Linked DNA regions of Mus musculus: region 2 is linked to region 1. Evidence: chromatin loops called from intact Hi-C (ENCODE). Cell type or tissue: left cerebral cortex. All regions are shown on one strand.

What was found. Peaks named below come from ENCODE experiments on the same cell type or tissue, not always from the same donor. Only the 100,000 strongest peaks of a DNase experiment are listed, where the experiment ranks them.
Region 2: it touches region 1 in a loop (4-fold over the local background); 11 of 42 quality-filtered maps call a loop at or near these places.

What each region holds. Positions count from the first base shown.
Region 1 is chr17:82,710,100-82,718,099 of GRCm38, reverse strand. No RefSeq gene overlaps it. Among named protein-coding and RNA genes, the nearest start is that of Gm34211, 94 kb to the right of the region's middle. In left cerebral cortex, no CTCF peak of the experiment used is centred here; a DNase peak (open chromatin) is centred at 4,900.
Region 2 is chr17:82,474,429-82,482,428 of GRCm38, reverse strand. No RefSeq gene overlaps it. Among named protein-coding and RNA genes, the nearest start is that of Gm34211, 140 kb to the left of the region's middle. In left cerebral cortex, no CTCF peak of the experiment used is centred here; DNase peaks (open chromatin) are centred at 3,377 and 5,571.

The sequences.
Region 1 (8,000 bases):
TTGACAAATGGGACCTAATGAAACTCCAAAGTTTCTGCAAGGCAAAAGACACCGTCAGTAAGACAAAAAGACCACCAACAGATTGGGAAAGGATCATTACCTATCCTAAATCAGATAGGGGACTAATATCCAACATATATAAAGAACTCAAGAAGGGGGACTTCAGAAAATCAAATAACCCCATTAAAAAATGGGGCTCAGAACTGAACAAAAAATTCTCACCTGAGGAATACCGAATGGCAGAGAAACATCTGAAAAAATTTTCAACATCCTTAATCATCAGGGAAATGCTAATCAAAACAACCCTGAGATTCCACCTCACACCAGTCAGGATGGCTAAGATCAAAAATTCAGGTGTCAGCAGATGGTGGCGTGGATGTGGAGAAAGAGGAACACTCCTCCATTGTTGGTGGGATTGCAGGCTTGTACAACCACTCTGGAAATCAGTCTGGCAGTTCCTCAGAAAATTGGACATAGTACTACCGGAGGATCCAGGAATACCTCTCGGGGGCATATATCCTGAAGATGCCCCAACTGATAAGAAGGACACATGCTCCACTATGTTCATAGCAGCCTTATTTATTTATTTTATTTTATTTTCCATTTTTTATTAGGTATTTAGCTCATTTACATTTCCAATGCTATACCAAAATTCCCCCATACCCACCCACCCCCACTCCCCTACCCACCCACTCCCCCTTTTTGGCCCTGGCGTTCCCCTGTACTGGGGCATACAAAGTTTACGTGTCCAATGGGCCTCTCTTTCCAGTGATGGCCGCTTAGGCCATCTTTTGTTACATATGCAGCTAGAGTCAAGAGATCCGGGGTACTGGTTAGTTCATAATGTTCCACCTATAGGGTTGCAGATCCCTTTAGCTCCTTGGGTTCTTTCTCTAGCTCCTCCATTGGGAGCCCTGTGATCCATCCATTAGCTGACTGTGAGCATCCACTTCTGTGTTTGCTAGGCCCCGGCATAGTCTCACAAGAGATAGCTACATCTGGGCATCATCCTGAGTGAGGTAACACATTCACAAAGGAACTCACACAATATGTACTCACTGATAAGTGGATATTAGCCCCAAACCTAGGATACCCAAGATATAAGATACAATTTCCTAAACACATGAAACTCAAGAAGAATGAAGACTGAAGTGTGGACACTATGCCCCTCCTTAGAATTGGGAACAAAACACCCATGGAAGGAGTTACAGAGACAAAGTTTGGAGCTGAGATGAAAGGATGGACCATGTAGAGACTGCCATATCCAGGGATCCACCCCATAATCAGCATCCAAACGCTGACACCATTGCATACACTAGCAAGATTTTATTGAAAGGACCCAGATGTAGCTGTCTCTTGTGAGACTATGCCGGGGCCTAGCAAACACAGAAGTGGATGCTCACAGTCAGCTAATGGATGGATCACCGGGCTCCCAATGGAGGAGCTAAAGAAAGTACCCAAGGAGCTAAAGGGATCTGCAACCCTATAGGTGGAACAACATTATGAACTAACCAGTACCCCGGAGCTCTTGACTCTAGCTGCATATATATCAAAACATGGCCTAGTCGGCCATCACTGGAAAGAGAGGCCCATTGGACTTGCAAACTTTATATGCCCCAGTACAGGGGAACGCCATGGCCAAAAAGGGGGAGTGTCTGGGCAGGGGAGTGGGGGTGGGTGGGTATGGGGGACTTTTGGTATAGCATTGGAAATGTAAATGAGCTAAATACCTAATAAAAAATGGAAAAAAAAGTTTCCAAACCTCAAGAAATTTACAATTCATTCCTTGGCCGATGAATAATTAGAAGGAAGTAAGAGAAACAAAATTTCAAATTTCAGACTATCTGAACTGCAAATAAATTCTACTTATAGAGTCTAAAGATCTTTTATGCATGTTCCCCAGAAACCTTCTACAATTTTTTTTTTCTGAACAAAAAACATCTGTTAAATTCTGTTATGTGTTGTTGAAACGGAGATATGACACATTCCCATTCTCAATTAATCTTTTACCTCACTATGCAGCTTCTTCATTTCGTTTTTATTTAGTCATTGCTCCTTTTTTGAGTGCCTATAATGAAATAAAAATTTGGAATACAATAAAGTATGATAAAAATAGAAGTTACAAGAGAAGCAGATTTTTAAAAGATATGACCGAGGCTGCTAACATTTTAGTGGCAATGTTGCTTTTCTAGTTTTATTTTTAAAGATATTTTCATGGAAACAGAAGAGGTAAAATTTGATGATTTGATACAAACTCAGTTTTTTTTTGTTTACACAAAACATTTAGAACCATATTAATTTTGTGGTTTTTAATCTGAGAAACTTTAAGGGATCCCTAAATGATCACTGATGTTAATGATTTTTTTTTTTATTTTTTAAAAAGTAATTCAATAGAGTTGGGATTCTATTCATGTGGTTATCTTCTTTTAGGTTTGTTGAAAGATTACTTTCTTGCTTTTTCTAGGGTGTAGTTTCCCTCCTTGTGTTGAAGTTATCCTTTTATTATCCTTTGGAGGGCTGGATTCATGGAAGGATATTGAGGATGTTGAGGAAGCGGTACACTCCTCCATTGCTGGTGGGATTGCAAGCTGGTATAACCACTCTGGAAATCAGTTTGGAGGTTCCTGAGAAAATTGGATATAGCACTATCAGAGGATCCAGCAATACCACTCCTGGGCATACACTCAGAAGATGTTTCAACATGTAGTAAGGACACATGCTTCACTATGTTCGTAGCAGCCTTATTTATGATAGCCAGAAGCTGTAAAGAGCCCAGATGTTCCTCAACAAAGGAATGGATGTGGAAAATGTGGTACATTTACACAATGGAGTGCTACTCAGCTATTAAAAACAATGAATTTATGAAATTCTTAGACAAATGGATGGATCTGGAGGATATCATCCTGAGTGAGGCAACCCAATCACAAAAGAACACACATGATATGCACTCACTGATAAGTGGATATTAGCCCAGAATCTTGGAATACCCAAGATACAATTCACAAAACACATGAAACTCAAGAAGGAAGACCAAAGTGTGGATACTTTGCTCCTTCTTAGAGGGGGGAACAAAATACCCATGGAAAGAGTTACAGAGACAACTTTCGGAGCAGAGACTGAAGGAAGGACCATCCAGAGACTGCCCCACCTAGGGATCCATCCCATAGACAACCACCAAACCCAGACACTATCGTTGATGCCTACAAGAGCTTACTGACAGGAACCTGAGATAACTGTATCCTGAGAGGCCCTACCAGTGCCTGGCAAATAGAGAAGTGGATGCTCACAGTCATCCATTGGATGGAGCACAGGGTCCCCAATGAAGGAGCTAGAGAAAGTACCCAAGGAGATGAAGGGATTTCCAGCCCCATAGGAGGAACAATAATATGAACTAAACAATACCCCCAAAGCTCCCTGGGACTAAACCACCAACCAAAGAAAACACATGGTGGGACTCGTGACTCTAGCTGAATACGTAGCAGAGGATGGCGTAGTTAGTCTTCAATGGGAGAAGAGGCCCTTGGCCCTGTGCAGGTTCTATGCCCCAGTATAGGGGAATGCCAGGGCCAGGAAGCAGGAGTGGGTGGGTTGTGGAGCAGGAGAAGGGGCGAGGGAATGGGGGTTTTGGAGGGGAAACCAGAAAAGGGGATAACATTTGAAATGTAAATAAAGAAAATATCTAATAAAAAATTAAATATGATGGCATCATTTCTCTTTCCCTTTAAACACTACTATGTTCTTCCCTCTCTACTTATTTTCAAATCCATGCTCCCAAATAATTAATTATTGTTGTTATATATATTCAAGTAATACAAAGAACTATATAAATGCAATCTGCTGATTGTGTTTAGTATTGCTTATATACACATTTTTAGGGCTGGCCACTTGGAATTGGATAACCATTTTAGATATTTATTTCTGGGGAACACTTATTCTCTCTTTCTTAGCAGTCTTTAGATGCCTATGACTCTTCAAATTTTTGAAATTAAAATATTGCAACATTTTATTTTTCCCTTTTCTCTCCTACTTTTCTCATGTACCCCCAATATTATGCCTCTCTCTCTCTCTCTCTCTCTCTCTCTCTCTCTCTCTCTCTCTCTCTCTCTCTCTCTCTCGTTCTTACATCGTTCACTTCTTGGCTCTTTTCCGTAATTGTTGTATGGTCTATATTCACTCCTACATATGTAAGTACAGTTTACTGATTCCATGTAATATTACTTTTGTGTGTATGATTTCAGGGCTGGCAGCTTGGTAAACTGTACAGCAATCGAGGAACTGTCCCTTGCAAAAGACTTCTTTCTCTTGTTCTCAGCATTTCTTAGTTGCCTGTATGGTTAGAACCCTGTGAATTTTCCCCCTTCTATGTTAGCGTGTTTCTTGGTGCCTATAACCTATTCAAGGAAACTTAGTACTTGATCAGTGCAAAACTTTTATGCTTTTAAATGTCAACTACTGATCCAGCAGTTAGTTGCTTTTTGTAGGCATTTTAAAATGAATACTTACAGATTATCATCTGAACACATATTTGTAGATTTGACTTTTATTTTGATACAATGTAATTAGAAATGCACATAGAGTTTAGATGATCAGAACAGCTAATCCATACCGTGCGAACCAATCCTTTTCATTATGGCATGAAGAGAAGTTTTGACATAAAGGTACATAGTTTTGAATTTAAAATCTCAACACAATAGTCTTTTAGACTTGCTGCATTCACTTAGTCTCTAAATGATCTAAATTAAATTGTCTATTCCTAGCAGTAATGTTTTCTTGAGTGAAAAATAACATGTGTGTTATACAGTAGATACCCAATGTGGGTGAAAAATGTGGGTTTAACCATTTACATTTTTTTAACAAGAACAGTAGTTCTACTCAATGAACAGACGAGACCTCCTACTCCAATTTCACGTTTGCCATTTGCCATATACATTTTTTTAACTTGATAGAAAATTGGTGAGTTTCATTGCTTTGAGGCTTCTCCATCTCTGAGGCCATAAGTCTCAATTCTTATACATAAACAGCACCTGTCTTGAATGTTACGGCATCAACAGAGCCTGCAGCAGTATGGAAATCTCCTCCTGGCCTTAGTCATTGGTATAGTTTACTAGTGTTAGTTTTGAAAATGATTATGCAAGAACAGACCTACAAACTTGGACAAGAAGAGGATGTTACAGCTGAGACATCTTTTATTTATTTTTTCTTCTCTGCCAATGAAGAAGACTTGATACCCATGGGAATTGGGGTGACCACAGGATCCCTTTTCATTTGTGGCTTATATTTTTCAGGCAGCATATAAAACACTCATTTATATGGAAACTAAAGCTCTAATTACATATACTTATTAACTATAGTAACATTAGATGTTACTGGCATCTAATAGATTCCAATAAAATTTATCATCTGACTCCTTGTTTTAAGACTTTTATAGATGCTTAGCTGTAATGGTGATATCAGGCATAATGATGTCTTGTTGATGACATCAAAGAACTTAATAACTTTTTTCTGTCTTCAGGTTAAGTTCTGGAGTATGTATATTGCTTTGTCTACAATTATTATAATTTGTCCATTTGCTAACTTATGTGCTGATATTTTCTTTCATCTCAAATATTACTCGTGATGCTTTGACATCCAATAAGGAAATCTATCATATCCCATGAATAATCTCTCTGAACAGTTAGTCTCTTATTTTATCACCATGTACTGGATCTTTGTCATATTTGTTCTTGTGCATCATGTGTTTGGAATCTGTATTTGGGAAAGTTAAAATTTTTCTTAATACTTTGTTGAAGGAGATAGCCAAAGCAGATCAAGTTTGTCTGTGGTAGTAAGAGCTCGAGGCAACACCTGTTCACATCCTGGCAGAATTGGAGGCAGAACATGTAGGACAGAATCAGGGTGGTCTTGAATCACTTGTGGTCTTGTTTTAGATAAGACTTACTTCTTAAAGAATCTGTGATCTTCAAAATAGATGGGAAGCAAGCCCCAGAAACACAACTGTGGGAAGCATTTCAGACCCAACCACAACAGTAGCAGAAACACTTAATTGGTTGTGAGCCTTCCATAGGATTGATTCTTGTTTTAAAAAGATGCCTGGTGGGGTCTGCAACCCTATAGGTAGAACAACAATATGAACTAACCAGTACTCCCAGAGCTCGGTTCTCTAGCTGCATTTGTAGCAGAAGATGGGCTAGTTGGCCATTATTGGGAAGAGAGGCCTCTTGGTCTTGCAAACTTTATCTGCCTCAGTACAGGGGAACACCAGGGCCAAGAAGTGGGAGTGGGGGGGGGAGTGGTGGTGGGGGGTATAGGGGACTTTCAGGATAGCATTTGAAATGTATATGAAGTAAATAACTAATAAAAAATTGGAAAAAAAAGATGCCTGGTGACTTAAACCAATTTGTATTCTTAGTAAATAGACGAAGGACTTAGTTCTTGCCGGAATCTCCATCCATCTCTCAATTATGATAGATTTATATATAATTTGATTTGTTCAGGAGCACTGAGTTTACAGGGAAAAGACTCCAGGTTTGTACGTTGACCTTCGGAACCCTGGTCTGTATTCACTATGTTATTAATTGCAAGCGAAACGTCTAAATTTTTTCATTTCAGAGGGAAATAATGATCTTAATGCACCCTCGAAGGTAAATCAGTCCATCTTTAATGAGTTTAGTCAGAAATATTCTGCATCCTGCTGGCTGCTTTATGGAAGCAAATACCGCAAATCTCATCATTTGGAATATTAGAATGATCAGCGTTTTTCTCTATTCAAGGTGTGTTAGGTAGTATAATTTCACATGGAAATAAATTGCAAGGAAGTTAAAGCTTTATTCTGCCTATAGCTTTATTCTGCCTATAGTATTCAGCTGAAATCTATGTAGTATGGCTCATTACTTTTGGATCCGTTTCTATGACTAATTGAGGGCATCTACGAAGATAGATTCTCAATGGTTTGGTGGCTTCATGGTTCAGATAATCATTTAAGTAGAATTCCATTCAAATGATCTTCTATAATAATTCCCCAGAAGGCCATTGGGGAATTTATTCTGGCATTATTATGTAAGTGTTGGTCCTTTTACTGAGAAGTCAGCATTTGGCTCTCACCTCACAGTGTTCATTTTTGCTCTCATGTGGCAACTCTTGGATTATCAAATAACAACTTAGGAAAAGTAAATTTGACTCCTCAAGAAGAATGACAGGGCTTTTCTTCTTACTGATGGCTGTCCGCTTAGATGCAAACAATAATGATACACAGCGCAGGCTTTCTTCTTCAGGTGTAATACATTCTCTACACTCAGAATTACTCTTTAATTAACCATAAAGGAAAGTGACTATGTTTATGAGGATTGTTAAAGGAAATAAGCTTTTTCAGTAAAATAATATTATTTTTATAGTCATGATTTTTATATTGTATGCAATTGGCTTACTAATCATTCAAAAATTTAAAATATCCTCAAGTCAGTAAAGTGTAACACCTATAAAGCAGGGCAAGCTTCCTTATTTATACACAAGGTCCCTGTCTTAACAAATGGTGGGAAGGCCATGGAGTGCTCAGGTGCTTACTTTTCTGATTGTGATTTGGTTTACTTCAGTGAATATTTATTGCCTTTTCAGCATATATCAGGCCCAGTGGTAGCACAATAAGAAATGGCATGTAGTACCTGTGGTCAAGATTCTCACACCCACACAGACTCAGAACCAGGTTACACTGCAACATTGCTAGAACTCTCTGTCTATGTATGTATGTATGTATGTATGTACCTATCATCTTATCTAATATATCATCTTTCTAACTATATCTGTCTGTGGATGTGTCTATCCATCTATCTACCCATCTATCTACCCATCTATCACCCACCTATTATCTATCATTCATCTATCCATCTATTCATCTATTCATCTATCTATCTATCTATCTATCTATCTATCTATCTATCTATCTATCTATCTATCTATCTATCTAAGGGTGGCCACTTGTTAAAAGTAAAATAAATTAATCATTC
Region 2 (8,000 bases), 240 kb after region 1:
CACTTTCTCCTCTATAAGTTTCAGTGTCTCTGGTTTTATGTGAAGTTCCTTGATCCACTTAGATTTGACCTTAGTACAAGGAGATAAGTATGGATCGATTCGCATTCTTCTACATGATAACAACCAGTTGTGCCAGCACCAATTGTTGAAAATGCTGTCTTTCTTCCACTGGATGGTTTTGGCTCCCTTGTCGAAGATCAAGTGACCATAGGTGTGTGGGTTCATTTCTGGGTCTTCAATTCTATTCCATTGGTCCACTTGTCTGTCTCTATACCAGTACCATGCAGTTTTTATCACAATTGCTCTGTAGTAAAGCTTTAGGTCAGGCATGGTGATTCCACCAGAGGTTCTTTTATCCTTGAGAAGAGTTTTTGCTATCCTCGGTTTTTTGTTATTCCAGATGAATTTGCAAATTGCTCCTTCTAATTCGTTGAAGAATTGAGTTGGAATTTTAATGGGGATTGCATTGAATCTGTAGATTGCTTTTGGCAAGATAGCCATTTTTACAATGTTGGTCCTGCCAATCCATGAGCATGGGAGATCTTTCCATCTTCTGAGATCTTCTTTAATTTCTTTCTTCAGGGACTTGAAGTTTTTATCATACAGATCTTTCACTTCCTTCGTTAGAGTCACGCCGAGATATTTTATATTATTTGTGGCTATTGAGAAGGGTGTTGTTTCCCTAATTTCTTTCTCAGCCTGTTTATTCTTTGTGTAGAGAAAGGCCATTGACTTGTTTGAGTTAATTTTATATCCAGCTACTTCACCGAAGCTGTTTTTTGATTGGCTGTTCTTTTCACTGTGGATTTCTGCACCAGTCTCAACAGTAGGACCCTTAGCCCCAATAGCCTCTGAGTTCTTCACTTGTGGTATTAACCTTTCCTCTGAGATGTACGTTATCTACACCTCCTTACTCGTAAATATAAGGTAGATCATAAAAGGTGGTAGATAGTAAGGACAATCTTCCTTTAGAGGTGACACAATGGCTCTGAAATTAGAAGGCTGTGGTAATTGCTGTTTCCCTGTGACCACAGTAAATGCCACCAAATTGTATATTCTAAACTAGCACCTTAGGCATTGTTGTATTGCAATAAGAAGACAAATCACAACAAATAAAACAAAACCTATTCATCATATTCAAAAACACCACGTAAAATGTAATTCTTACCACTGAAACTGAGCTCTAGTTTGTATTCTGTTCCCAGCATGTCTCCTTTGTCATTTTTAAAATGTTGTAGACCACTCTTCAGATGTTATCAGTAAAATTTGCCAACCGTATTAGTCTGGTTCTGTCAGATGTTAGGGTGGAAGTCCTCTGAAAGTCATGGTCAGGAAACTCTGGATAGGTTATCTTTTTCGACAATGAAACAATGCTTCTTGCATCCATTTGCTTACCATATCAACACTTTATGAAAATAACAAGATTTTTCAGGATGGGATAAAAGTTTGGGGCTACAGTAGATCCATTTCACCCATGAGGACTCAGGATTTCGTTGGGCTCCTTGATACCACACAGAGTATGCAGAGGAGGCAGGTGATGAAGAACTGGCCACAATGGCCACATCATTGTGCTGCTTTTGCAGGGCAAGAATGGAGAGTGAGCAGAAATCCACATGGTCGCTCCTGGCTGTGTCTTGAATCCTGGAACAGGTAGAAGCATTCACGTTAGTTGGAGCTTCCATGCACAATGTAGGTGTTGATTTAGTACACACTTAATTGGTTTTTCTTCCCTAACTTCAGTACTGGCCAATGCCATTGCAGAGATAACTACAGGATGCAATGTATCAACATTATCAGGCTGCAGTGTGTCGAGCATCTTTGGGGCAATAGAAGTTATATCACTATGGTTTTATTACCCCTTTAAGTAACAAATAGCACTATGTGTACAACATAAATTTATTTAAGCATGACATGATTAAAATATGCATGTATGATTGTGTAAGTCTGAAGTGGCTGGGTAAATAATTAGACAAGAAATTTGACTTCAAGTTTCTTGCAACTTCTTTCCTTTGTAGCCAATTTCTTGCTATGCAGTCCCAGCTGTACTTGTTATATAGTATAAGATAGACTTACGTTTGTGGCAACCCCTCTGCTTCACCCCTCTGCTTCAGCTTCTCAAGTGTTAGCATTACAGTTCTGAGCTGCCATGTCTGACCACCAATGCTGTTTTGGCTATGTTGCATCTTTATAGTGTGAGCAATGAACTATGGTGTTAGGGTTTGGGGGGTATTGATCTACTTTCCAAGTAGCCTTGAAAATTTGATTAAAATTTTTTCTCCTCAAAAATTACACAAAACTCAAAACTTATATACATAAATATTCCTAGAAGGCATATCATAATCAACTCATAGAAAAATACTATGGAAACATTTCTGAGCAATGAAAGACCCCCCTCTTAACTTTTATTCACCCCAGTCTAGAAACCTAATGGCTGGTCCTACACTCTTTGTTGTTTTAATTTATAAAAGGCAAGAATCAGTTTTCCTGACTTATCATTCATTTTACTCATATGCTTATTATCTTTTGTTGGCTCTGGTATGTTAAGTTCTACTAGAAAAGATATTTTCTGTTTTATCTCATACGGTATAACTGAGATGCCCTACAGCCTGTGAATATTTTGGATATTTGAGCAATGAGCCAATGAAATGGAGGTGTAGAACACAGACGTGGCCATCTCATGGGAAGGTAAGGTAATCACTGAGCTAAATATATTACATATGTACACAGATATTGTCTCCTACTAAACCCATGAAGTAGTTATCCCTCCAGAACTGAAACAGAAGTATATCTTTTACAGAACACACGATTCAATACTTACCTTGCTAAAAGTATAGATATAGGCTTAGTGACCCTGTTTCAAATGCTTGGGACCAGAAAAGTTTAATAGTTCATTTAGATCTTGGCACATTGACAGTGAGACATCTTAATGATGGAGCTTAAGTCAAACGTAGAATTCATTATTTTTCCACATATAACTTATCCATGCAATGTGAGGCTGATTATATATAATATTTTCAGTGTATTTATATTTTTTGCTAGGACAGTTTATATGAAAATCAAACCACTATATTTTTTATGTGTATCATGTCCAGTGTTCAAACAATTTAGAACTTTGAAACATTTTGGATTTTAGGACTGGAGGTGTTTATATACTCATACCATACTTTACTGATTGTGTTTGCTTATAAACCTTGAAATTAATGATAATCTCAGGGCTTTGGTCTTCTATTGGTGTGCAGTTGTGCAGCATACTACCTGTGCAGTGAAAATTAACACACCTTCCTAACCCATCCACCTTTCTTGGTGGGATGTGACCGATGGTGATTTTTGTTAGCCATGCATGCTATCTGAACTATTTTAAAAAGCAGATTTATTTCCAGTGTTACATATTTTACTGGAAAAGCCCCAACACTGAGGGAGCTCTGGGGAAAACAGCAGTGCCATCCTACACATTTTGAGAGTTGAGATGATAGCATGAGAGAATAGTTCCCTTCCCTTCCCTTCCCCTTCCCCTTCCCCTTCCCCTTCCCCTTCCCCTTCCCCTTCCCCTTCCCCTTCTCCTTCCCCTTTCCCCTTCCCCTTCCCCTTTCCCCTTCCCCTGCCCCTTGCCCCTTCCCCTTTCCCTTTCCCCCTTCCCCTTTCCCCTTCCCCTGCCCCTTGCCCCTTCCCCTTTCCCTTTCCCCCTTCCCCTTTCCCCTTCCCCTGCCCCTTCCCCTTTCCCCTTCCCCCTTCCCCTTTCCCCTTCCCCCTTCCCCTTTCCCCTTCCCCTGCCCCTTCCCCCTTCTCCCTTCCCTGCCCCTTCCCCTTTCCCCTGCCCCTTCCCCTTTCCCCTTCCCTTCCCCTTTCCCCTTCCCTTCCCTTCCCCTTCCCTTCCCCTTCCCTTCCCCTCCCCTTCCCTTTTCCCCTTCCCCTTTCCCCTTCCTTTCCCTTTCCCTTCCCCTTTCCCCTTCCTTTCCCTTTCCTTTCCATCCCCTTCCTTCCTTCCTTCCTTCCTTCCTTCCTTCCTTCCTTCCTTGTATTTAATGAGTATGGTGTGGTTTTTTTTCTCAGTTTAGATAAAAGTCATGATATTTGTGAGGACTGAAAACAATTATGAGGAAGAAATATGGTTAAGAAGTTTTATAATAATAACAACATGATGATGATGATATACTCATTTTGAGATCTCTTTTCTCGTGTTGCTGCCATCTCCCAGGTTTTTTTCTCTACACTATCCTGAAGTCTTTGTTCTATCAATGATGAAATCTTCACAGCCATCATTAGTTAAGATTTTAAAAATTAATTTACATGTCATACCCATTTGGCTTTATATCCAATCTAAACATTCCAACTTGAGCCTTATTCACTATGTTTTCATCAGACCATGAACTATTATGGCATTTAACAAACAGAAAGGAAGTTTTCTGTGTAAGTCCTTCACCTAATTGCCATAACATCAACAGAAAAGAATTTAAAAATATGTTTATTTCAGGAAAAAAACAAGTAAACTGATAACATAAATTTCCAAGCTTATAAATGTCCTTTCAAATAATGTGTTTATTTCTAAATATCCCCAGTGGGTGGCAAAATGCTCATGGGTCCATAGATGAATATGAAGTCTAGGCAGGGGAAGGGGAGGGCAGGAAGAAGAGTGACTAACAATTTGCATTGGCCCCAGACTGAAGCTTTCCTGAGAAGTGGGGCTTCACATCTTAAGTTCCTAGTTGAATGAGGAATTTTAGCCATGAAGGTGGTGAGAAGAACGTAGTAGGCATTGTTGAGGTGTTCCTCACAGGAAAATGTATTGTTCATTTTCTCATTAAATTCTTGTCTTCAGAGCATCTTCTCCCAGCTCCTGGCACATTTCTTGAATATGTGAATATTAGAAACACAAGCGTTTGGTGCACACAGTCTGTTTGCCCACTCAGATGGAGGTATGTGAGAGGCTAGCCCTGAGAAGTAACCACAAGCAACTCATAGGTAGAATTCATCCCCCCATATTTTACAGATAACTCTAGAACTCAGATGTGAGGCAGTTGTGGCAGGCCAGTTGGCCCTCAGTTCTTAAAGGGTGGCTTTTACTTCATCAATCTCTCTTCTGCCTTTTCTACCAGTAGCATCTTCTTGTGTTTAAGCTCAGATTAAAGCAAGGGCCTCATCATATCTAGCCTGTGCCAATGCAGCATGTAAACTTACATTCTAATGTCTCTACATTGATGTTCAGGTGTCAGGTCCAATGAGAACCCATTTCTGAAATGAGAAGAGTAATTGAGAGAGGAATGCTGAGTTAACAACCACAAAGAAAAAGAGGGGGATTTATCTACACAGAAATCTATGCGCTCTGGTTTTGTTTGGGTATTCTCATATTTAGGGTAGGTAGTTTCCTCTCTCAGGACACTGGGCGTTTCCACCCTTTCATCCTCGGTGCTTAAGGGCATCCATTACATTCCCTGGGAGCAGAGCCATACTCTTTTCATAACCATCTCTCATCTCAGCACTTTCCTTGAGCCTTGAACATAGGTGACTCTCTGTAAATGATTGCCTGGAATAGAAACACTTCTCAAAGCCAGTCGGCTTGAGCATCTGCTTTCTTAGCTCAAGAACAACCAGTTTGACCTTGTCACCATCTGAAGCAGCAGCCTTACAGAAACAGAAAGGAAAAAGCATTTCCTTTACTAAATGCCTGCATGCTTGGAGCTTTTAGGAAGGATTTACTGGCAGCTCTGTTCTATTTATCTTTCCCATTTAAGATATCTTTTCTGATGTGGCCTAACATCTAAGGTCAGAGAGAATGTGGAATAGAGCTAGAAGAAGCTACTTTGAAGCTTTTTGACATGTAAACTTGTTTGCCCAGCATCTGGCAGTGTTTGCTTCATGGCACATCTTTCAGGAAAATTCAGGGGATGAATATGGTAAACCAGATAAACATCACTTAGCATTAGAATCCAAAGGAGGAGAAAGCTCCACTCAAAGAGTGGAGGGATGGAGCGATGGAGGGATGGAGGGTTAGAGGGATGTAAGGATGGAAGGGTGGAGGGTGGAGGGATGGAGGGGTTTCTTTTAACTGAATCAAAAGGGAATGTGAATTGAAAGTTTTAGAAGCACAGATTTTTCACAGATAACAAATTCATTCCAAAGTTAGAATGGACAGAAATAATGGGCTTTTCTTAGTCTTAGGACGCTAAAGATCTACACATTCACATATTAAAATCCTGAGTAGGGCTGGAGAGGTGGCTCAGTCATTAAAGGCCAGGCTCACAACCTATGAAGACATGAAATAAAATTTCACAAATATGAAAGCCTGACAGTAACTTGCTGAGCTGCTTCTTCTGAGGATGATGTCATCTTTATCAATATCTATAAAATCCAGCTGTTTGGTTAAAATATTTTCTTTTTTTTTTTACTTAAAATCATTTTTATTTTATTTATTTTTTTTTAATATTTTTTATTATTACGTATTTTCCTCAATTACATTTAGAGTGCTATCCCAAAAGTTCCCCATACCCTCCCCCCTACTTCCCTACCCACCCATTCCCATTTTTTGGCCCTGGCATTCCCCTGTAATCAGTAAGTTAGCTTTACTACTGCTCATCTGAGTAGATACCCAGTACACCTCTGAGATAGAGAGTTGCAATTTCACCTTACAATAAGTATTATTTGTCTTCAAATTTTCCTTTGTTGGCAGAGGCCAGCAATCTTCCCTTCAGCTCTAGCTGAGACTACTCTGAAGCAGGTAATTCCTTCTTTCTCTTTACCCCCAGGCTTCCTCGGGATGTTCAGACAGATGGCTCAAAATTGGACTCTCGGCTGCATGTCTTTTCACCTTAAAAGACATTTCCCAGTTCGCTCTCCTGAACTCAGCTCCTCTCCATAAAATATCCCCTTCTTTTTTAAATTAAATACTTCACAGAAAAAGTAAAAATGCTCTTGGTGCTCGGTTATAACTAGTGCCTAGAAAGTTTTTACTGATAGTTATCCCCGGTAGGAGTTGACAAGGTTTAAAAGTGTAATGGGTCTTTGTTCTGCCAACAGTTTTTGTCTCAGACAAATGTGTACTAAATTTAATTTAAAATTGATAAACTTTGTCAAAACACTTGTATTCCAGTTCCCATAAATGCAGAGTAAGTAATAAACTCTTGTCTTTCACGAATCCTTGGAGTCAGTTGAAACAATTCTTCAACCAGTGGAAAACTTTTTTTGTTGCAATTTTGGTTAAGCAAACTCAGGACTTTTTATTTCTTATGATGAATGTTAGCCATAGATAAAGTGAAAATTTAAATCTTTTCTTCACCAAGAATACACGGAAGAGCCCTTGTACTTCTGAGTAAACCATGTGTTTTATTTGTATCACAACAGACAAAGGCTATGAGTGAATTTTTACCAATACATATGTATCTAAGCTCCCCCAAATTATTCTCAAGAAATTCTCTAGAAACTAAGGCCTGTCACTGCTTTCTAAATGCCCTGACATTTAAAATTTGGAGAGCTAGTCAAGAATAATTTGAAAGTTTAATCACTGCCTTTCTCAGACCACAGACATTTCCATTTTGTTTCGTTGTTGCCATAGCAGTCCTGGTAGCCCAGCTTAAACCTATTAAATCTAAAGTAGCCACGGAGCATTTAAGTCTAGAGTCCATCTCAAAATGGCCAGGAGAGGAAAGGTGCCCTGACGGCATTTAAGTTCCAAGTACATTGCAAGGCCTCAGCACAAGTAACTAGCCTAGCTAACTGTTGCATTTGAAGGTCATGGCCATATCAAAAAACTCGAGCTGCAGAATAGGGGGAAAGTAAATATGCCATCTAAATACTTCTTCACACTCTTGTATTTCTCTGCGATGATTGCTCTCAGGTCCATATGCCTTTCTCAGTGCATGTACAATCAAAAGAGTAGCTTGCTCCCATAGAGTCCAGGTCATTATCTTTGTAATTAGACACCTTAATTTTTACTGTTGGTCCTGTTGCTTATGTGTGTGTTCTTGGGCCAGTAGGCTTTTGTGAATCCAATTTTCTGGGGTGCAATG